Regions from separate parts of the Mus musculus genome. Here region 1 is linked to region 2. Evidence: chromatin loops called from intact Hi-C (ENCODE). Cell type or tissue: gastrocnemius. All regions are shown on one strand. Each heading gives the region's core, and the rest is flanking DNA. Links, peaks and the distances in the headings are about the cores only.

Evidence for each region. Hi-C counts contacts between places; a loop is a spot of excess contacts. Peaks named below come from ENCODE experiments on the same cell type or tissue, not always from the same donor. Only the 100,000 strongest peaks of a DNase experiment are listed, where the experiment ranks them.
Region 1: a loop joins it to region 2, with 2.7 times the contacts of the local background. A loop is called at or near these places in 3 of 42 quality-filtered maps.

What each region holds. Positions count from the first base shown.
Region 1 is chr13:83,597,298-83,608,952 of GRCm38, reverse strand. All of the region lies in intron 3 of Mef2c (myocyte enhancer factor 2C), which reads right to left. It overlaps Gm52043 (a long non-coding RNA gene), which reads left to right. Exons shown (of 3, transcript XR_003950628.1): 1 at 1-7,215; 2 at 8,741-8,914. Among named protein-coding and RNA genes, the nearest start is that of Gm52043, 22 kb to the left of the region's middle. In gastrocnemius, for the core only: no CTCF peak of the experiment used is centred there; DNase peaks (open chromatin) are centred at 3,940, 4,435 and 4,997; H3K4me3 peaks cover 527 bases; H3K27ac peaks cover 5,371 bases.
Region 2 is chr13:83,513,884-83,525,538 of GRCm38, reverse strand. It overlaps Mef2c (myocyte enhancer factor 2C), which reads right to left and starts at 796. Exons shown (of 11, transcript NM_001347575.1): 1 at 459-796. In gastrocnemius, for the core only: no CTCF peak of the experiment used is centred there; a DNase peak (open chromatin) is centred at 7,181; H3K4me3 peaks cover 3,445 bases; H3K27ac peaks cover 6,294 bases.

The sequences.
Region 1 (11,655 bases), core at 1,645-9,644, 84 kb before region 2:
AAATAATTTTCTGAATTATTTCTGTGTAGATGTATTTCCACACAGCTATTATTGCCTTTTTTTCCCCTCTAAAAGGAAACACTTCAATTTAGAAATTAGAACCCCAGGAAAGTCAGGTTTTCTTTCCCCCACATTAGTTTGCTTGCAAACTGAATGGTGGATTCTAATGACACACAGATTTCGCCCTCTAATCAGAACCTACCAATTTATTATCATACAATTTATTACTATTTTCTCTAATATAAGTAGAATTTCTCCTATTCACAGAAACTCGCTTATGGAAGGTGTTGAACTGTTTTTCTGGATTTTGATGACTTGTTTTCTGGTTGCTAACAACTAGTGCCTTGGTCTGGGAGCCAGTGGTCAAATGTAGACTTCAGAACGACTTGTTTGCTGCACCTCCAATCAGAGAAAGTTTCCTTCCCCATCACGGTTCATCCACACTGTCCTTACAGAGCAAACTAGGTGTGGCTCAGAGTAAACATCAGTGGTTTAGAAATGCTATTTCCCCCAGTGGCAATATACATTGTGGGTGTGTGACTGGAATATTTAAAACACCTGCTGTCCTGGAACTGAGCCAAATGTATAATACATTAGCAAATGCTTGGCTCCCTTCCAGCAGCATGGATCATACTGCCATCAAAATACTGAGGGAGTTGGCACAGAGACACTTAAAAGTTTCACTAGAAGCAATTTAGGACACGCATGTGTTTTTATCGTTAACAGGATCACCACACTAAACACCTCTGACTGGTTAGTATTATAATGAAATTAATTATTTTGAGTCAGAAAGGAAGCAGCAGCAGAGGAGAAGAACTCTTTGTTAGATTTCTGATTACCTTCTCAGGCTTTTAAAGTTCAGTGTCTTCACACTCCACCCCTCTCACACACAAGGCTTTTTCTCAGAGGCACACAGTTAAGAAGGCAAACTACACATTGAATTATAACCCTAACAAAGTTTGCTAATAGAAACTGGGATAGGTACCCTGTTAGATGGAGTCCTTATTTCTTTTCAACATTATTTTTGATGTTTCTTAATAGGATTAGTTTTCCATTTGTGCATATTTTCTCAGTATAAAAAAATCAGTAGACTGTCAGAAGAACTTCATTAAATACCATTTATCCCTCTATCATGTAAAGTACTTCACAAAATGACTTCACTCCTTATGCTGAGTACTCATTTCTCTCAGGTCCTTAAACACAGTAGGGCAGGCACACTCTGACCCTTAGCTTATAAAACGATTTTTAAGTTGTAAAAACAAAATTTACTGCAGAGTTCAGTACTTATAAGGGGTGTGGGGGTTATGTGTGAGTGTGTGTGTGTGTGTGTTCAATGTTTTAAAACTTGCCTAACAGGGAGCAGCAAGAAAAGAAATGGTGTGGCATGCCTGAAGATCACACACCCTACTTGTGCTAATGGCCATGTATATTACTTGTTGATGTTCACAGTAAGACCAAACACGAGGTTACAATTTAAAAAGCTGAATTTTAGTGGAGTTTTGAAACATGCCCAAGGTTGCAGTTTATACAAGTATGGAAACGTGGTTTGTGAGTCTCCAGGTTGTACCTGCCTCTTGTACCACGTTAGCCAGTGCAGTAGTGAGAAAGCTGGGCTTTCAGGCGTCCAACTTTCTATAGTATATAGAAAGCTTAAGGGTCTACATTTTTGATACTTTATGTGTACAGAGGCCTGTTCTGTTTGTATAGTTATTAAAATTGCATATTCTTAGGAAACTTCAAGTTCTTCAATTTTATGTACAGATTCTTATATTGCTTTAAATATGTGACCTCAGTTTCTATAAATTTTTAGTATACTGTATATAATAAATATTACCCAGAGAATTGCGTGTGCATACAATAGGTATAAATTGAAATCACATGCATTTAAAAATGACTTACATACAATCACAGATATTTACACGGTCACTGAAACAGCTTGCAATGCACAAACATGCACTCTCACACACACACACAAGAAAAGCTTTTGGGTTTTCTAAAAACATACACGTACACTATTTGTACAAATTAAAATAGGTTAGCACTTTAAAATTTTCTACTCTTTATATTTTGAGATAGCTAATTTTACTCAAAACTTTCCCAGGTTTTCTTTCCTGCTATTCTCCAGCTTGAGTCCATCGTTTCTTTTTCATCGCATATGTTATGTGATGTTTTTATCACATATAATTCCACACTGAGCAGTTAGTGTTTCTTGGGTCTGGCTCTTCTCTCTTAACTACCTCCCTGCCCTTTTCCTACCCCTCCCTGTATGTTCATGTAGTGTCATTATTAACATGCTGGTAGTTTTTAGCTTTGCCCCCTTCTCATGTCGCTCTGAATCAGCTCATCTTTTGAACGATCTCCCTTACAGCCTTTGAAGCTCCTTTCAGAATTTTACTGTTTTGAACCTACAATAATAATACATAATACTTTTAGGGTTGAATATTCTGCTTCCTACTAGTATTAGTCTGTCCCATATACCACCATCATTATGATCTTCATTATAAATTTTACTATGGGCCAGACATCTGTTCCAAGTCTTCAAAATGTTCTTACTTGTCACAGCAGTTATATACTCGTTATTATTACTAATCCTGTTTGCAAAGTTGACCTTGAGACACAGAACCTAAACAATCTCAGGGACAAAGTGTCAGTCATACAGCAGAGAGAAGCAGACAACTCAGGTACTTTCAGAGCTGCTGCTCTCTGACATACGCTATGCTGCCCTCGTTAGACACCCCACACACCGTCTCTCTAAACTGTCTAAACTAGTTGGTTCACACGTGCATTTTCTATATTAGCTAGATGGTTGGAAGAATCAGCGATCATGTTGTATACACCTTTCTCTCTCTCTTTCCTAGTGTTGCTGAGTTCTGTACGTAGTTGTAATTTAATAATTATTGCTTGAATAAAAAAGATCTACAGTCAAAAATAAAAATTTAAACATAAAGACCAAAAGGTCACTTTTATATTTGATAATAAAATGTAACTACCATCCTGATTGAATCAGTAATCCACAAAATATATCCAATTTAATGCTATTATCCTCAATCAAAATGGCCTTATTGCTTTCTTTACTACTGTAGTTAACAGTACTTTATTGTCATTAGAAGCATCTGATATGCACATACACACAAAAGTGGAATTTATCTTGTCTAAACCAACTTGCTTGTTTTATTTTGACTTCTATTATAGATAAATAGTCCTGAAGTTGTTTCAAGTCCCTACAGATTAGGAGGTAGTCAAATCGATAGCAACTACATAATACATAAAGGATGGATGCAAATTTTATAGCGAAGAAATTAATTATTAATTTGTATCTGTTTACTGTAACAAAAATTTGTTGTCAGCTCTTTCTGGTTTAACAATGCTTGAGTTAAGGTTGATAAATTATATATGAAAATATGACTGTTTAAGGGCAAAATGACTCTAACATAATTATACTTTGAGATGTTTATGAATGTCATATAACCTATTGTATGTAGAAACTCAGAAACAGTTCTTTCTGTATGCTAGCATAGTGAATATATGCTATCTAACAATATTAAATTTTTTATGTCAACAATTAAAAAGACAATATTTTGCATTGCAAAGACTGTTTTATAGTGAAAAAGATACTATAATATCGAAGATAACCATTGCCAAAGTTGAGTGAATAATGACAATTTTGTTTTAAAGTATACACGTCAACAGCTTTGTCCCTAGAACACAGCTCTGAGTGGCTCACTATCTAGGTTGGAAATGGTTATGCAGGATTGTGTGTCCTATTTTTCCATGCCTGCAGTAAAGATACAATATGGGAATTCAGCTTGGTAATTACTAATACACCACACAGACACAATTACACCCTGTGTGCTGCATAAAGGAATCACTTGTGGTCTGCATCCATTACAAAGAGCGGTAGGGGGCCAACAGGGAAACCGACAAAATGCTTTACAAGACGGAAGGAGACCAGAAGAGTCAATGTACACAGATACAAGGACCTTGATTCTTCTAGCAATGATTTAAGTCTCTTTCCATCCATTAGTTTCCTTTGTCTCAGGAGTCCTTAGCTGCATTACAGGAACTGAAAATAACAATGCTCAGACCCATGCAACTCCTGAGCTGCGCTGACATCTCCACTCCTGTTGCTATGTTTGACCTGATTATTTAGATTACTTAACCAAAAGAAAACGATGTGTGTGTGTGTGTGTGTGTGTGTGTGTGTGTGTAATCACCACAGCAAAAACTGTCTATGTGTCTGTGTAAAAAATGGCTTATTCAGAATGCCAGTTTTAAAAACAGAAAGCCATCTTCTAAAGGATTTTTTTTGAGATGGTTTTTATTCCATTTTAAGAATTAAAAGGGAAAAAAAAAACCTGCTTGGGTGTAGACAGCTTTAAGAAAGTGGTTAAATAGGGGATCTATTCCGCCAAGCCTGTCCTTCCACCAAGGGCCTTAAGCCAACGCGTCAGCTGCTGCTCTGCAGCCACAGTGAGTCACACAAGTAATCTCTCTGTGAAACTTGAAAGTTTTGAGTTTAATTGCAAGCAGTAAGTAGGGCTTTTTTTTTTTATTATAACAGAGTTTCCTGTTAATTATTACATGATGTACATAATTTTCCAACATTTTCATTTAAGAATCCTTTTTCTTAAAAAAGAAAGCCTTACAATTATGAAATTTTAAGACCTTACAAAAGTTACTTATGGCAGTTTGTCAGGTTCTGTGAAACAAAGCCTTGTCTTTCAGAAAATGTTTACAATCTATGAAGGGGAAAAAAACTATCCTGGGGCTAAAATGTTTACTGGCACCTCGAAGTCTGAAGAGAGAGTCCAGCCTGTGGTTTCTGGAGGGCACTTTATCATGGCCTGTGTTCTCAAAGGTTTCTCTGAATGAATAGAACTGGATTACTCAGCCCTCTGTTCCACGCCTATTCCTCTCCATTTTCTTTGGCACGACTGAGAGCCAGGCTATTTTTAGTTAAGCAGTTTTCTATTTTTAGGCAACTGCCAGTTAGAAGACATTTGTTAGGAAAAAATTAAACACACACACACACATATACAGACACACACACACACACACACATACACGCGCGCACACAAACACACACACACACACACACACACACACACACACACACACACACACACACACACACGAGGAGGGAAGGAAGCCTCTCTCCACATATTGTGAAGCAGCCTTCAACCTGTATCTCCAGGCATTTCAGCTGCTTTCAATCTTGGAAAAATAAAGAAAAATTCAGAGTTCAGGGTTTTAAAAATAAACCTACCCTCTGGCTAACAGACCATAATACAACAAGCTGTTACTATGTGAAGCATTGACTATAGAAATCAAGAACACTCTCCAATGATTAAACTGAGAGAAAAAGTTGAAGAGCATTAGGTTATAGGAATGTTACACAAGTATGTAACAATTTTCCAGCCCTTTAGCCAAAGTATCCTGTTTTAGAATTAGGGGGTGGGGACTCCTCTGTCAAGGCTGTGGGATAGAACTTTAAAGTGGAACTTTTAAATCAAACTTTAGGAAGATATCTGCTGCATTTTGTTAATATATTTTATGGGTTTTTTCCCTAAAATTATAACCACCTGTTTACAGAGCAACTCTATATTTAAAAAATCAAACCCAATGGGAAATCAGACTCCAACATATCCATACCATGGACAAACCTGGTCTGTACATACATTTTATGACTCTATCACTGCATTTACATATTCTTTAATATTTAAATATATATTGAAAAATCTATAGATCCTTAATCTTATTTTTACTTTAAATGGCAATAAATACTTACACACATCAATGTATTCCACTCATCATTGAAAGGTCACTCTTTCATTTACAAATCTACCATGAGGGGCTGGAAAAATGGGTCAATCAACAACTAAGAGCATATAGTGCTTTTTGAAGGGACTCAGTTTTGGTTTCGAGCTGCCATATCTTGTGGCTCAGAACTTCCGGTAACTACTACTCTATGAGCTCCATCCCTATGCACATTATACCACACCATACACAAGTGATCAAGAAAATAAAAACCTTTAAAAATCACTATGACCTGCCTTTGGGTGCCTGAAGTTGTAATTTCCTTTTCCTTGGATAACCCACACTACAGGCAGTGGGACTTCCCTACAGTGTGAATCCACACTGGGCTTCAGGGTAGTTACAGTTGCATCCCCAGCAGCCAGCAAGATGCTTGGCAGTCAGACTCAGCATCCCCATTACCACTGGATGAAACAGCAAAAGCTATACGTGTTTTGTCCACTCTGGACTATCTGTTCTGGGTTGGGGAACAGTGAACCTGGCACAATCATTTCATTTCATTTAGCACCATGTCTTGCACTTTTATTTTCTAAGTATTTGTGAAAAAATAAACATTATATTGACTTTTGTTTAAATTTCTTAATTTCTGTGAAATGCTAGCTATTTATGGAAAGTATGTTATTTATTAAATTATACATTTATTAGCATAAAATATACATCTTAAGTTAAGAACTTGTTTCTCTTTGCTACCTTAATTTTTTCATTGTCTGAACTTCCTCCTTGGCTTTCAAAGTATAAACAACTTTTATAACTAAACAGCTTACAATAGGCTCTGACATCTTTTACAGCCCATAATCCTAAATAGAGGCCCAGGAGAAACTTCAATAGAAACAATACCAACTCACATTACATAATTTCTCTGCAGGCAGACAATGGGTGTGTTATGTTACTGTAACAGTGTTTTGGGGTGCTGGAAATGAAACCAGCCACCTCCCATCATAGGCATATATTCTAACACTGAACTACATCTCCTTGAAATTAATTTTAAAAATTTACCTTTAATCCCAATTTGTGGGCATTTAGAATTTATATTTCTGAAAGTTCAAATTAAATGATGTTGTTTCATTAAAATGCTCGCAATACAAAAATGACCATTTAACTTCTGCTTTTTTTTAAAAAATATGAAAGGAACTCAGCACAATCATAGCTAAGGAGAACCAATCACTGGAATCTGGTGATTCATGTCCTTCATTAGGTGGTGTCCAAACCATGATGTCATCTCAATGGACAAGAGTGTTCGGCTCACCAGTACACTTCATACTGTAAATAGAAACCCTTGACGATGCACGGCTATGTATGAAGGTACAGCTGCATTTGGTTCTTGACACTCTGAAATACATCTGGATAGCAAGAGAGAAGATCTGAACCTTCACTTAATATCAATGTATATGAGTATATAAGGTTAGTGGCTCCATTTACTGACCAATGTTGGCTTATTTCAGCTTCTATAAAATGTGGTTCTATTATCCAGGACAATTCTTGTGACAAGAATGACTCCTTTATCATCATAACATAAAAGCTAAATATAAAATTTATTTAAAAATATATACATTAGAACAAAAGATATAACTCAGGAGGGGAGTACTTTTCGAGAAAAATCAAAACTTGGGGTTGGACTTCATTACTACTCTCTCTCTCTCTCTCTCTCTCTCTCTGTATCTTTATCTCTCTATATATCTATATATCCATATATATATAGGTATATATATATGTGTGTGTATGTATGTATGTATGTATGTATGTATGTATGTATGTATCTATCTATCTATCTATCTATCTATCTATCTATCTATCTATCTATCTATCTATCAAAAGTACTGTGTTTCAGAAACTGAAAGAATAAAATAGATCACTTTTCAGTTACTAGCTATTCCTAGGGTCACTGTCACTTCAGTTTTCCTCTCTATGAAATAGTCTAGTTTGCTATTATAAGACTATGGTATTTGGTTATAAGTAAGGGAGGATTTGCATGTTGTTTTGAAAAATACACACAATTCAGAAACTGAGGTGGTGCCATAATTGACTCAATATATGTATATATATATATATGGTTTTTTGTAGTATTTTTTGTGAGAATAAACAAACATTCATTTACAGATGCTGTTTATAATGCTTCCTCCCTCAGAACAGCAGCCCTGAGTAGTTACTGAGTTTATTTACTGAAACATAGAGATAAGATATTTAATTGATATGAAGAGGCTTTCAGAATCTAATTAACCTCCCAGTTAGTCATTAACTCTATGACCTTTACAGATAATTGACAGAAAGTTTCTTTTTCTTATTCAGTTCCTCTATGAAGTGGCTGAATTTCAGGGTAACAGGAGGCATGCTGTGAACAGCAATGGGATGTAACTGGATAACGTGGCAAGTAGGGAGCTACTGTATCAGAAATACATAGTGTTCTGTAACATAATCTACCCATGTACTCTGTCCTGTGTACATGCACCACTAATGTAATATAGTTCTTTCAGTGATTGAGCTTCATGGTCATTTTCAGACTGTTCTAAGGATTCTCATGACCATGAGGACAGTAAAGTCAGTGGCAGATGTTCTACTGTCCTTCTGACTAACCCCAACCAAGAACATTACACTTCCCCAGCAGCTTTGAACTTGGGCTCAGAAACTTCCTCCTTACCTGCTCTAGAAAGCCACTACCAAATGACTGGTCACAGGAGAAGGGAGCCTAGTGTGATGACCAAATGCCCTGCTTGCCTCAAGTGTGGCTTGCCTGCCAAGTCATATTGGGTGTTAACAATGGTACTTCCTAAAGAAAACCAACTCTTGCCTGGAAGAAATAGTATTTTTGACTATCAGTGTAAGGAAATATTACTGGTATTATGCTAAGAATCTATTTTGTGATATGACCCTGACCTGTAAAAGTACAAAGAAGAAATAATGTACAGTCAAAGTTTCAAATTCCATTCAGAAGACAGCGAATGGTCCCAAAGACCAGCATCAACGAGAAGCATGCCAGGAATACATAGTCCTATGTCACACATAGACTCATCACACTGGAATCAACACTTTAGGAAGACACTACCAGGAATGCAAGATTTGGCCCGAGGCAATTTGTCCCACTGATCTTTCTTCCTAAATTCAGGTAAGGGCCCTGAAACATATTCTTCCCCAGGAATCAATGGACCTTGGCATAGAAAACATACTTTTCGCCAGTACTAGAAACAATATTCCTCTTAGGTTTCCTGTGCCCTTTATATCTTAGTCTGTATCTACACCTACATCTTCATCTACCTATTTGTGTACACACACACATCTGGGTGTACATTTGTGTGTCAATGACTGCATGTCTGTGTATAGGGTGCACAGTGCGATGTATATGTGAAGGATGGAAGTAAGTCTTGCCTGTTTTTTTTTTTTTTTTTTTTTTTTTTTTGAACCAGGTTTTACACTGGGCTTTGGGTCTTGCTGATTAACAGTTTTGTTAGGCAGAAGCTGGAGGGATCCTCAGCTGGATTTGCATCTCCGGTGTGGGAATGTGCACGGCTGCTGAGGATTGACCAAGGGTGCTCATTCTTGCACAGCAGACAGGGCTACCTTCTCAGTGCATGTTTTGCTTTCTGACAGAACAATGACATTTCTTCACTTCAAGTTCATTTGAAAAGTCACTTTAACTACTAGAACAGATGAAACTAAAACAAAAAGGAAGTCTCCCTAGACTTTATTTATACTATAATGAGCATCAATAAGTTGATATATATTGAGTGCCAATGGTGTCCTATTGTTATTTCCTTCAGTCAAATAAAAACTAGTTGTAATTTAAAAAACAAAGCAAACAAGCAAACAAAACCCCACAACTTCTCCAGCAAAACAATGCATGTGCTAAAATAAACAATTCAGTTCTAAGAGGCACCATTACCTTTTATTTTAATTTTAGGTAGGACTGAGAATTGTCTCAAAAACTTCACTTCTGAATTTCAGTATAGATTGAGTAACACATTTGAGAAAAATGTTCTACCCTTTAATGTGTTAAATGACAGTTTTAAAATTCAAACAATGATTCATTTATATGCCTGGTATCAACAGCTAGCCTACACTCTTTGGTTCAAACAGGTTGTAATCATCAAATCCTACCTGCTACAAAATATGCAAAATCACCAAAATGGATGATTCTGATCTAGGCTAGGCGTTTTTTCTCCCCTTTTCCCTAATTGTTAAGAGAGAAAAAAAAAGATATGAGGACTTTAGTTTGCTGTAGTTCAGTAAGGCACCATTGAAAAGGTAATCATGAGGAATGGTGAGGACTCATCCTGATGAAGTTAGTCCTGGAAAAAGGCTGTGCTTTCAAATGTGTGGCCCTGTCTGCTCTCACTGCTAACGACTCTCCGATGACCCCGTCCATAATATTGATGCTGTTAAAGCCGCCAGAGCTGGGGAGTAAGGGAGTGTACAAGAAGCTCAGCTTTACTGCCTCATGCATAGAACTTGAGCAATTGAACGTGTACATTATTCTTTTTCAGCAATGATTGCTTGCTTAATAAATGAGATGCCAAGCAGATTTTTATGTTTATAAAATATATGCAAATGAAATAAAAGCATCATTTTAGAAAGAAATGGCTTTTAAAAATTGGTGTATAAAAACCATTATAGTATAATTCTAAGAAATATGAATATATCAAAATTGTAGTCTGACTTATTAGGACAAATGCAAATACAATTTATAGATTTGGTGAATTTTTAAAAGATATATAAAAACAAAAGTGAAAATCTGCAAAAGCCTTTCCAAAATTCAGTTTATTTCTTTTTCCTTGGAAAGCTCAATTTAGAATGTTTAAATATGTATGAGATATGCTAATACTTTGTTAATAATTCAAATAATCTATTGAAAACAAGTCTATACTTGATTTAACATAGGGTAGCAGAGGTCTCCTGAGTCCTTAGCCACATGAACTATTTCAATTATGTGTTATGGTAAATCTATGGAATATTTCTAATGTAAATCATGGACATTATTTCTTTAAGTCTCCTCCTAAAGAGGACTTTTTCAACAAAAATTACTAATCACAAAGTTAGGCAGTGGTCCAATGTTGCATCAAAAATATGTAAATTGGTACCATGGAGATCTACCAGCTCTCCCTGAGACAAAGATTTACCTAGCACCGAAACTCCGCCCACATGGTTAGTGGCCCTCTATGGTTTAGACCACTTGCAGATGTGTTTTAGCCAGACAGTGAGGTTACTGATTGACTGTGGTTACTGGCCTGAGGTAAGTTGTGTGTTTAGTTTTTACTAAGTCTTGAGTTCCAAACTGGTATCTTTTTAAACGAAGTTTCACACTCTGTATTCTAAAGTTATACTGCTGGAAAGTTTGCCACTTTTGAAATGTACCCCTCATATATCAATGTGAAGAATGAAGTTATGATGAATTATAGGATTTATCTTGGGGTTACTCTGAGGGTACTATTAGTTAAAACACTCCCTCTTCACATTTCAGTTAGACCAGTGTGGTCTCACTGACCTTTTGTGAAAACCATTGGCTGAGGATCTTCCCTGTTCAGTGAGCAGCCACGAGCCCACATATGGCCACAGAACACTTGAAATGTGGCTAGTGCTACTGAGGAAATGAATCATAAATTTCACCGAGTGCTATTTTGTCTCAATGTGAAGAACCCTATGCGGCTAGCGGTTGACACAGAAGAAGTGGCAGATGTAGATAGTGACATTTTAATGAATTAATCAAATTTGAAAATTTCATATAGGATACTGTATTTATATTATTCCTCTCCTTCTTTTCTTTTCTCTAACTCATCCTATGACACCCTCTTCCTTGTAAAATTTACTGCAAATTGTGTGTGGGAGGTGAATATATGTTGTGTGTCCTAAGCA
Region 2 (11,655 bases), core at 2,269-10,268:
CTCAGAATCCAAACCCAGGGAAAACCAGTCTTTGGGGTAACTCATAGGAACATCTTTCCACAGTGAACTAAGAGCTAAATTTTAAGACAGCGACTTCAAGGTCACAGAACAGTCTGTGAAATCCTAAAATACACTAGTATCCACGTTCTCCACCCTATCAAACATGCTAATGACAGGAACTAACTTCTTGAAACTTTAAACAAACTGATGTGACAGGAAGAGTCAGATGTGAATTCAATAGCAGATGGCAAACGGATACTACTATCTAAAAAGTTACTTTCAGACACACACAAGGAAATCGTAGAGTCTAAAGAAAAGAATGCACAACAAGCCTTAACTTAAGCCTTCCAGAAAGGAGTTGGATAGATAGACCCAGTGCCTGGAAGAGATTGGTGCAGATTTCAGAGACAATACACAAGCTATTTCTATTCTTTTGGAAAAATGTCAGAGGTACTTACATGAAGGAAGACACGACCAAATTAGTCCTTGGAATATTTTCCTTTCTTAAAAGAGAGGAAGAGAAAGAAAAAAAATAACAATAATCTTTACTTTGTCCAGCCTTGAAGTGCTTCTCCACTTGATTCAAAGCTGCAGGCACGGCGACCCACACAGAACCTTCAAAGTCAATCCAATAGCAGCCCGAAGATGTCTGGGTGTACGCGTGTGCTCAAGTGTCTGTGACTGCGAGGCGAGCGAGCAGAGAGCTGGAGACGAAGTGTGCGTGTGTGCGCGCGCGAGAGGGGGGCAAGGGGGAGGCGCGCGCGGGCTTGCGCATTCGCGCGCGCACCGAAGCCGCTGGAAGAGGAGGAGGAGAAAGAGGAGGAGGAGAGAGAGGAGGAGGAGAAAGAGGAGGAGGAGGAAGGTGGAGGAAGCGAAGGAGGAGGTGGAAGAGGAGGAGAAAGTGGTTGTCTGTGGCCGGTGGGATTAAAAGTAACCAGACTCGTCCAGAAAACTGTGTCCAGGAAGGAAGTGACTGGAGACGAATGGGAAAAGGAGAGCAGCTCATAGCCTTAGATAGGTCGTGTAAAAGAGCGGGGGGTGGGGGGAATGTAAGGATACTGGGAGGGGACGCGGGGGCGGCAAGCAAGACGGAGCACACGGGGCTGGGGTTCTAAGCAGCACGTACGCTCCGGTGCTACCCCTGTCCCCCAATTCATTTTATTCTTGCCTTTGCCTGGCGCTGCCTTTTCCTTTCCGTTTCTCTATCCCAACCAGCCCAAACCGTTGCCTCTCCTCCCGAGCTGGGGAAATCATCAGTTTCACTCTTGCAAAAGGGGGGCGGGACTAGAACCTCGCAACATTTTAATAAAACAAACATACTGCAGCTCCCTCCTCACCCCTCCAGTCTCAACTAGATTGATAAATTACTCCACTACACTACTTTAATTATGTATATGGTATGCAGAATAAATCACTGAACATCAGTACCTCAATCAAGCACTTTTAAATGATAATTGCATCTTGGTGAATCAATCTTTCCATTCCTGACATTTTGCTAATTTTAGTTTTACGGTGGGGTAATGGCACATGCCATACGCAAACCTAATGACAATTCTTTATTGCATGAAAGGGAAGACAACACGGGGAGCGGCGGCTCCCTGCCTCTCTCCCCGCCGCTACAGAGGACGCTAGGCTCCTGCGCGCTCGCTCCCCCGGGGAGGCTGCAAGCCAGCTAGCAGGAAAGTCCTTCTGAAGTCGAGATCTTCCTTCTGACCAATAGGAGCGCGACCCTAAGAGCTGCTCTAGTGACTCCCCCCCCCCCCGCCCCCTTTAGATTCTCAGTAGCCACTTCATCCTTGCTCCGGTCCGCGCGCGCCTCCGTTACTCACGCGTAAAAGCCACGATCCAGGATGTCTGCAAGCCTCGATCCCAGCGTGCGCTTCCTGCCCGCCCAGAATGTATAAAGCTTTTGGCCTTGAGAGTCAGGAGGGCTAGGCTAGAAAGTGAGCCGAAAGGATCCTCCAATGTTAGTAATAAATTAATTACAAGTTTTTGAAATCTCGACTTTATCCCCGGGCCATTAACTTTCGAATCAATCTGGACAAATTTACTGAGAGGACAGCTTCCTCGGAGAATGCCCCCTCCTTCCCTCCACACCTTACTGGACTTTATCCAGGTCATTAGCAAGTAAACCAAAAACAACTTCCCAAATGCATTAGGCTCCCCTGACCGATAGATAGCGGGTGACTTCACTTATCCTGAAGAGTTTCAGCTGCACAGGAAGCAGGAGCAGACACTGATAAGAACTCTTAGGTTAAGGTTTAAGCTGTCGAATAATTTTCCATAGTAAAAATATAGGTTAACAAAGAATTGATACTTAGAAAAAAAAAAAAGGTACTAGATATCACGACCACACCTAAAAAGCTAAAGATTAAATATATCAACTATATACAAGTCAACCCTATGCATTCTCAAAATAGTGAAAGATTGCATGCCAGGAGTACTGTAGCTTGTGTAAAATATGAACATTTAATTTTTAATACTATGATTAGAGGAAGAGAAAGTTCACAGAGTACTATAATGTAGAAGATACAAGAGTAGACAATAGTAGCCCATAGAAATATCTAGCTAATTAAAAATATTTTCGAAAGTATATGTTTAACCCAGTAACTGGCTGAATTTCCCGGGAAGCTCTCCAGTAGGCCTGCAGAGTACTATTTTAATGCAGAGGGGCATTGTGCTTCAAAAAAGCCTCCTGCCTCATTGTGCTGTTTGAAGTTAGTAGCTTCTATCAGAGCAGTGGACTCAACATTTAAGCACCCTCCGAAGGAAGGCTTCATTTGAAAGCAGAAAGTTGTTTTTACAGGCAAGTTAAACTACATGGGAACAATCTTCAAACCTCTGGCTCCTTACCACTGAGACTATTAATTAGTACTGCGATTTTATTACAGGAAAGCATGACAAGCTGTCACAGAGCACAAGCTTTGTGACATGGTGGGTTTTTTGTTTGTTCTGCTTTTGAAAATGGTATCTATGCTATATTGTATTTGCTCCTCTTTCACATAGCAAGTGTGACTACCATGAGTTTATATAAACAGAACGGCATGTTTAGAGGTACAAGCTCTGAGCTTAGACATGCTGCATGCTAAGGCATACCTAGATATGGTGATATAAATAAAAATTTAGATTATTTTTAAGGTTTACAAAGATCCTCACAGAGCAAACTATAAGAAGGACCAAGAGAACTTATTCTCATAGTGCTTTAAATTAGTATAATGAACTATAATGGCCTATGTTACATGACAGAATTGATATAGCCAATACATGAATTCAATAATGCTCTTCTCCTTAATTATAGACAAAGTTTCTACTTACCACAGCACACTTCAGTTTTGATTTATTTTCCTTCAAAAGGAAACTTTTATTTTTCCCCACCAGGTGTCAAAGAATTGTTTAGTAATAAGTATTGTAACAAACCCGTATTTATCAACAATATTGTAAACATTTAAAAGTATGTCCAGTCCAGGTGAGGATGATTTGAAACTTTGGGTCTGGAATGTATTACAGCTGGCCTTTGAAAAGATAAGAGTTCCCCCTTTGTATATTTAGCTTCTTAATGATGTGTGAGCAAAGTTAAGATTAGTGTTAGTTTTCCTCACAAACCTTGTAGCTGAAGTGGAAAATAAATAAATATATATATAAGTAAATAAATAAGTAAATAATTTAGTAGTAATCCATGAGATTGTTAATCCAGAGTGTGTTTTATATTTGTCTTTAAGTAATGCCAGACACACATTATCTCTTTACTTTTATTTACCTAAACTGGTGATCCTTGCTACCTAATGGTATTCATTTTTCTTGTGTAGGAAGTATTTTGTTCTAGATGTTGAGAGACTTAGAATGCTCTATCCAGTTTGGGATTTGTGGTTGTAGATGTGACTCTGTGGCAGAGCACTACTAACTTTTTTACTTATGGTTTGATAGTTTACATTGAAAACACTAAAAGTGTCTTCCTAATAGATAAATCCTTTCTAGGCCTCGGTTTCCTGGTTTGCATGAGCTCTCCAATTTTGTTCTATGCTTGAAAATAATCATAATTATTATATCTTTTATATCAGTGGGGAGTGAAGCTAAGGATTTAATAAAAGGAAACTTTCCTTTAATAAAGAAGATGAAGTGATGGCTAGAATTGACCTGCCATTAAACCACCTTTCTCCTTACCTCCCTCTCCCTCCCTCCCTCTCTCTCTCTCTCTCAATCACTAACTCACTTCCTCTCTCTCCTTCTCCCCCCTCTCCCCTTCTCTCTCTGAATGTGTGTAATCACAAATATTCCTTTCATTAATTATTATAAGTGCTTAATTTTAAATATAAATAAACATTAGTTATCTCATCCAAGGATTTATTTCACAATGCATTTAGACACCTGAAGTTACAGAGAGCATGGTGATCGATTGTTTCAGCTCAAAGCTAACATTCCAATTTCTGTTTTGAGCCATCTTACTTCAGCTCCCTTTCTTCTGCCTCCCTACATTAAAGCAGCAGTCTACGAAAGCCCTATGCACTGGGTCTGCCTGCTTTTAAGCCTGGCCCACGCTGGGTGTAGCTCTTGAAGTGAGCTTTAAAAAATTATTTTAAAGTGAGCTGGGGCGGTTGCCACAGCAACCTACCCTGAGATGAAGAAAGGATATAGATTAATCTACCCCTCAAGATTATTCAAGTGTATAGTATTTGTTCTTCAGCCAGAATACTTTCATCATAAATATAATTGAACATGAAAATTTAGAAAAATAAAAATCCGAGAAACATGGTAAGATTCAAATTCCACAATGTAAAAGATATTTTAACCTCTTTGTAGTTTGTCCTATGATGATGTACATGGCCACCTAGGAATCAGCTTAATTGTAGTAGGCACTTGCAAAGGTGGCCCTTGGAAGGTTTTAGGAGCTCTGAGCAACCACCATGCCACAGCACTGCACATATCATAAAGAAGAGCATGGCCATTTAACTGTATCACTGTCACACATGCCAACATTTTAAATAAATACTTCAAGACAAAGAAACTGGTGGCTTTCCTTTCGTGGTAAGTTTGTGGCAGACGATAAATGTGAACACTCACCCTCTGCACTTCTTCACTGCCACAGCCATTGGCCTTCCACGCTTCACTTCATCTCTCCAGAGGTTACTTCACAGTTTTCAATGCTTTTGTTGGCACCTTAAAAGTGTGCAAGTATATTAAAAAAAAGTAGTTATCTTCTTTAAAGCTGACATTAGATTCCGGTAGATGTGATTTAAAACTTCTAAAGTGGCAACACTTATTATTTTAAAACCCAAATAATGATCAATTGTAATAGTGCCTATAACTTTAAAAGTAATAGTGCACACTTTTTTATATTTCACAGATTCATGAGGTACAGTGTTATTCCAAGCTGACCACACAGCACGCAGACTGAATTGCTAAAGAATCTGTACTATACAAAGGATTTGTTATATCAAGGAAAGATTTCATTGTAGGGTTCATTTCCTACATAGGGAGCCTAGCCTTATCTTTACATTTCTACCTTTAATTTTTTTATATCCGAATAAAAATTACAAGAAAAAAGTAAAGTAAAATTCATCATTAATCACACTAGTAAAATTTGTCAAACAGGGAGATATTTGGAATAATATCTAAGTAATGATTTGTAATAATGTCTAAACTTTTTCAGCAACAGGCTCATTTTACGCATTGCTTAAAGACCCACTTAGAATGCTTTGGGATTGTCAGGCAGTCCTGGCACATGCCTTTAATCCCAGCACTTGGGAGGCAGAGGCAGGTCGATTTCTGAGTTCAAAGCCAGTCTGTTCTACAGAGTGAGTTCCAGGACAGCCAGGGCTATACAAAGAAGCCCTGTCTTGCAAACTTTGGGATTAATGCTGTGGCTTCATCAATGTATATGGAATCTCTTAGTAACAGAACCTTTTCTTTCCAAGCAGTCTTTAGTTGTGTAGAGCATAGAAAAGCGCTCCTGTGTTCTAATCTCTGTCTCAGACTAGGTTTCCATGGCTTTTGTACACACATGAATATTTCCTTGGCTTTAACGTAGGACTAGTACCCCCACCCTACCCCTCAAGGACCAACCATGGCTCAGCAGAACAGGGACCAATATCAGTTTTCCCAATTGTCTGAGCAGGACTTTTCATAATGAGGAGTCATTTAGAAAACCTCCTCATCTGGGTTGCCATCCTTATAATTTATTTTTGATTATATTGTGTCAGTGTCAGAGAAATGAAGAATCAGGGTAGTATTTGTTTTAGGGTTATGGGAACTGAAGGACTTATATCCTTCAAGCTCAGGCCCACCATGCCTTAATCTCAACTTGGTCTGGTACTCAGACCCAAGTTTTCTGACACATCCTTTTCTCTCAGTTCTTGCTTGGCTTTAATGTATATTATTAAGTTGGGATCACGATATATCTCCTAGGACCTCTTAACCTTACTCTTCACGAAATAAAGTCTGTAATAAATTATCTAACACCCCCCTTCCAAATTCTCCTCTACAAAGTATGATACATTTTTTCTTCTTCTTCCCTTCTATCAGTAAGTGCAAATAAGACTTGATTGGTAATTTGCTTATAAGTGTGCGGCTGACTCGAAAGCATCTATGGGGACAGCTAAATTTAATGGGACTTTACATCTTCTCTTCCCATTGTTAAATGCTTATTGAAACACTGGTTCTACTCCATTTCATATCACAGGAGACCTGAAATTTAAGGCGTAGATTTCTCCCTTTAACCCTTTCTTCTAGAGACCTTACTAGGTCCGTGCTCTTTTCATTTTAACAGATCGTAACCAGGGGATGCGATGGAAGTTTGGGGTTAAAATTTTCCTCTGGCATTTGGTACCCACTTCTTTGTTTGTGAAGCAGAGGGGCTGGGATTCAGTCCGCAGGGCCCCATAAAGAGCAGACAAGGGACGCCTCTGGTTTCAGCAGCTCACTCGACTGAGTTATTGATTGCAGGCAGAAGCAATCCCTCTGTCTGATTTGTGTTGAAAGCTGACCCGCTGGCTGGGCGGACTGGAGAGGCACAACGGCTGCAACGTCACCCAATTACTGCTGGTCCTCCCCTCCGACATGGCTCTCCCCTCCTATCTGCTCTTCTCCGTGGGTCGCAACTTCCTCCCACCCACTTTTCTCCGGCAGACGGAGCTGAGGGGGTGGGGACTCTTTCCCCGGCTAGTTTCTAGAGCTCCCAGGCTGCTAGTGTGTGTGTGTGTGTGTGTGTGTGTGTGTGTGTGTGTGTGTGTGTGTGTGTTGAGGGTAGAAGGGGGGGCGCTGCGTGTGCCACGTGAGTGAGCCCCGGGACGGGCGGAGGAGGCCAGAACTGCCAGAGCGGGCCTGGGTTCACAAGGGTTGGGCATGATGTCTTCAACAGCGGGACAGGAAAGGGTGTGCCGGCATGCTTTCGGCTGGAGAGTCTTGGTTTGGGAGAAAGAGACTGGTGGTGTGCTGATAAAGATGGAGCGTGATGGGCTCCAGAGAATGGAGGAGGGCTCAAAGGCAGTGGGTGTGCTTTGGAAACGCGCGGTGGTGGCGCTGGTGGAGTTTCTAGGAGGGTCTGTTTTTTAGGATCCCAAGAACATTTCTTCCCAGGAACTGGAGATGAGCTTTGAGAAATCTCCATAAACATGGGGGGGGGGGGGAGGGGCGGGGTCTGGAAAAGGAACCCATCACCCACACAGCTCACAAAGTGCTGGCATGAGGTCTGTGAGGTCTGCGTTTCTGGCTACCTGGTGCATCATAAGCACTTTGCAATCAGGAAGAAAAAGAGGGTCTTTGGGCAGGTCCAAACTCCCTGTCCTATAGCATCCTGGATTTGTAACAAATCTTATAGACTAATAGGAAAAGAATCATGGCCCCAAATTAGCTTTAAACTCTAATTAAGCCCCTAGGTTCTCAGAAATATTTTTAAAACCTTAAAGCCAACCACTAACTCCAGAAGGTAAGCTACCTCTGTGAGTATATGCAGGTCATGGTATATTAAAGATCACAAAGTAGAAAGAGAACTAGGATGCTAAGGAAAATTCACAGCAAACCCGAATGAGAAGACTTTCTTTCCTCTTGCACAACTTTCTTTTGTTACCACTTGGAAACAGTGTTGGGATATTGTGCAAAAATAACCATCAGGAGATGCAGAATCTTGTGAGGTTCTTTGCTTGTCTAGGGTGCTGAACCAAAGAGAGCAAGTGTAGTAGAGAGGATACATCAATGGTTTAGACCACAGGGCTCTACACCTCTAACCCAAAGAAAGATGTGTGTTCCCTACAAATAGGATAGATGCTAGACTAACACTTGGCCTTCCAAGTTAATCAAAACTAAAAAAAAAAATTATTCCTTCAATCACATTGTCCATATTTTAACTGCTAAATAGGCCTGTGTGGGTAGTGGGACCTCTGAGGTAGGCATAAAAATATGCCTTTTATTACATGGAGTCATTCTGCCATAGTTTTAAGGGAAAATATTCGCTTAAAACTGCATTATGTTATGTTGATAACAGGCAGATTTCTAGGATAGTCTGCATTTCTAAGGAAGTATATTACATCACATTGGCAGCAACGTGAAAAGTTTTAAAGTCTGAATTTTAGTGTCTTGCCTGCTGAGAAAGATACTGGGAAATACCCAGTCCATGTACCTTTTTGTTGCTTTTAAATAAGGAAGGTGGGTCAAACTCAGAAGGCCTAAGTGATCCACATCTCTAAAATTGGAACGAAGCTTAAGTCTTCTGATGGGTTCAGTATCTTTTCTGTTGACCAGGACATCTTGGCTGGCTTGGCCAGGGAAACTGACTGTACTAGAAGGTGCCTTGATAGCTTTTAGGTAGTTTTTTTTTTTGTTTTTGTTTTTGTTTTTTTTTAAGAGAGAATGCCTCTAAGCATTCACCCTAGAGAAAAATGCATTTCATAAAGGATAAGCTGCATGAGGACTAACACTGTCTCCCAAACCTAACCTGCACGATTGATAGTGTCAGACAGCCACATAATGCTTTTGCAAAGAGAACAATTGAGATATAATACTGTGTTTACTTGTACTTAAAACTTATGCAGAACTAGCATTATGCTTTTAAAATAAATGGTAAGCAATATAAAAGTAAAAGAAAAAGGTGTTATCTGAGGTGAGACTTGCTAGCCAACTATAATCCTCCTCACATTTGGTAAAATTATCTCATTCACTGACTTCACAAAGGAGGGATTTGGTCTGAAATGTTAACAATGTAAATAATGAAATTACAACTAATACTACATAAGATGGGTAATAAACAACCAGTGCTATCAGATTTTAGACTGAGCATAAACTTTGGGACTTCAATAGGTTGCTAGGGGATTCATTTTGCTGTATCTGTTCTTTACAATTTTCATTGTTAGCTCATGTGAATGTTCATATTAATTCTGCCCATTTATGGTACATTTATGGTAATTAACCCTTAATGAAGATGATCTCTGTTCACATCAACATATTCACTGATGGAAAATAATGCTAAAATGATCATTCTTTTGAACATTGGACTGATCCATATTTGAGCTAATATCTATGTCTCATGTCAATTTACCGTTTGCTCATGTTTGAAAGGATTCTTGGCATACTACCTGAAATCTAAGATGCTATATGAAAATGCCTCAGTGCTCTGCAGACAATGAAAGTCTCAGCTTCTCCATAGCTGTTCAGCTTCTCCATAGCCTACAAGTGAAAAGGCTGATGGGACTCTGAAGTGAATATAGCCAAACATCAACTGAGGGAACACAGGCTAACTGATCACTCACACCCCAAGCTTCTTGCTCGGTGACTTGGTTTCCTCAGGTATACTCCACATGTGGACTCTAGTGTGATATCATCCATGCTTTGCTATGAGGAATGAATGAGCTGCTTGACAAGGAACAGGGCTGAGAAAACAAACTGCAGTAATTCTGTGAGAACAATTCTCACTTCCACACTTCCAAGTCCCTACTCACTCCTGCAGTGGTTGTCATAGAAAAGTAAGTGGGTCATCAGAGACTTGAGGATTGATTCAGGATGGGGACAGGTCTGAAATTTTACCTTTGAAGAATTGGAAATCTCTCTAGACTTAAAATCCTGTTTTCCTGGGTCAGGTTGACTTTTTCACAGGTGTGTGGTCTCCAGGCTACTTTTAGCCCTCGTGGCGGCTGCTCTCTGCTTGTTAGCTGCCTTGTGGCTGAAAACGCACCAGATGCTCCAAGCCCATCCTTTTCACCCCAGTTGACCTTTGGAATGCAGTTGTCGGCCAAGAAGACACTGATATCCCCAGTCTCCTGCTAGCAGATTCTTTAGGGCAGTGGCTGCTCAGATAGTCTCCTGATGTCATTGCAAATGTCTGATGGCCATCTATGGCAACTAGACTGGGCACAGGCCTCCTGGGAAGGGGGAACTCATGGAATGCCTAATGTAGCATTCTGTTCAAGAAGGATCTAAGGGCAGTACTCTGTTCTGCTGCATGTGTGCTAGATATCACTTCTGCATTACACTATACAATATGAAAAACATGGCCTCTCTGGACTGTTAGTAATGTCTGGAGTGGGACACTCATTTGTCTATTGGTATAAGTATATATTACAGAAAAACCCGAATCAGTACATTAAAGAATTTTTTATGAAGTGTTCATGGTAACATTTTTATTAAGAGAAAAGGAGTCTAGAAAGAAGGGGCTAGCATGACAAACTGTGTTCCCTCTACCTTTTAATGTAATTTTGAATGATTATTATATTTATAAATGAGAGTATATATTCTTTTAAAATATCTTATTTATAACCTAAAAATTTAAGTTAAGCAGAGTAATTTAAGAAACTTAAATTTTTTGTTAAGATAGAAAGAAATATGCAAAATATCTGCTTCCAATAGGTGTTAGTTCTATGTAGATTGTACATAGGTATATACATAATTATCCTAATATTCTCACTTCCTAGAAAGAAGGACATTTTTGATCGTTTTGGATGAAAGTTTCCTAAATATTTTTGGAATACGGTGATAATAAAGGCTAAAATGTCAACAACAGAAAGAAAATAAATGTAAATCAGTGGCTAACAACAGTCTTCTTGCTGGTTTCGTCTTTGAGCCAAAGACCCAAACCAATAGATTTGACTCGCCTTTGCTCTATTTATATTTGAGTCTTTCAAAGCAATTATATTTATAATCTAGGTGTAATACTTGAGATATATACTGAAAAATTCAATATTTTTAGTATGTATATAAAATACTTCTCATTTTTATGACCACTTGCTACATTTTAGATTGCACCAATTACTCTATAAATGTTATTACTTTTATCCAGACTACAGCCTTTTTAAATGCTTTTATTATTATCTCTATCTGATAGATTTTAAGAACAAAAATGTAAACTAATGCCTTACTTTGTCTGCTCAGATAGTCCATAAATGTCAAAGGACATGAAACCAGGCTTATTCACTTCCAAAACTCTGTTCTTAACTATGATACTTTTGGAAAATCAAATTCAGCAGGGATTGATATAATCACACAACTGGAATAACTTCTGAAAAATACATCTATTCACAGGTTATCTGCTTCACAGTGGCTACTCCCAGGCACTAGTCACTCACAGGTATTTTTGCTTGAGTCCCTTAGAGGTCTCCTTAGAAATTTGCTTTGTATTCTTTAGAAGCATCTCTGTGCTAAAGAATCAGTGTTGTTATTGTTGACTTTTGTTGT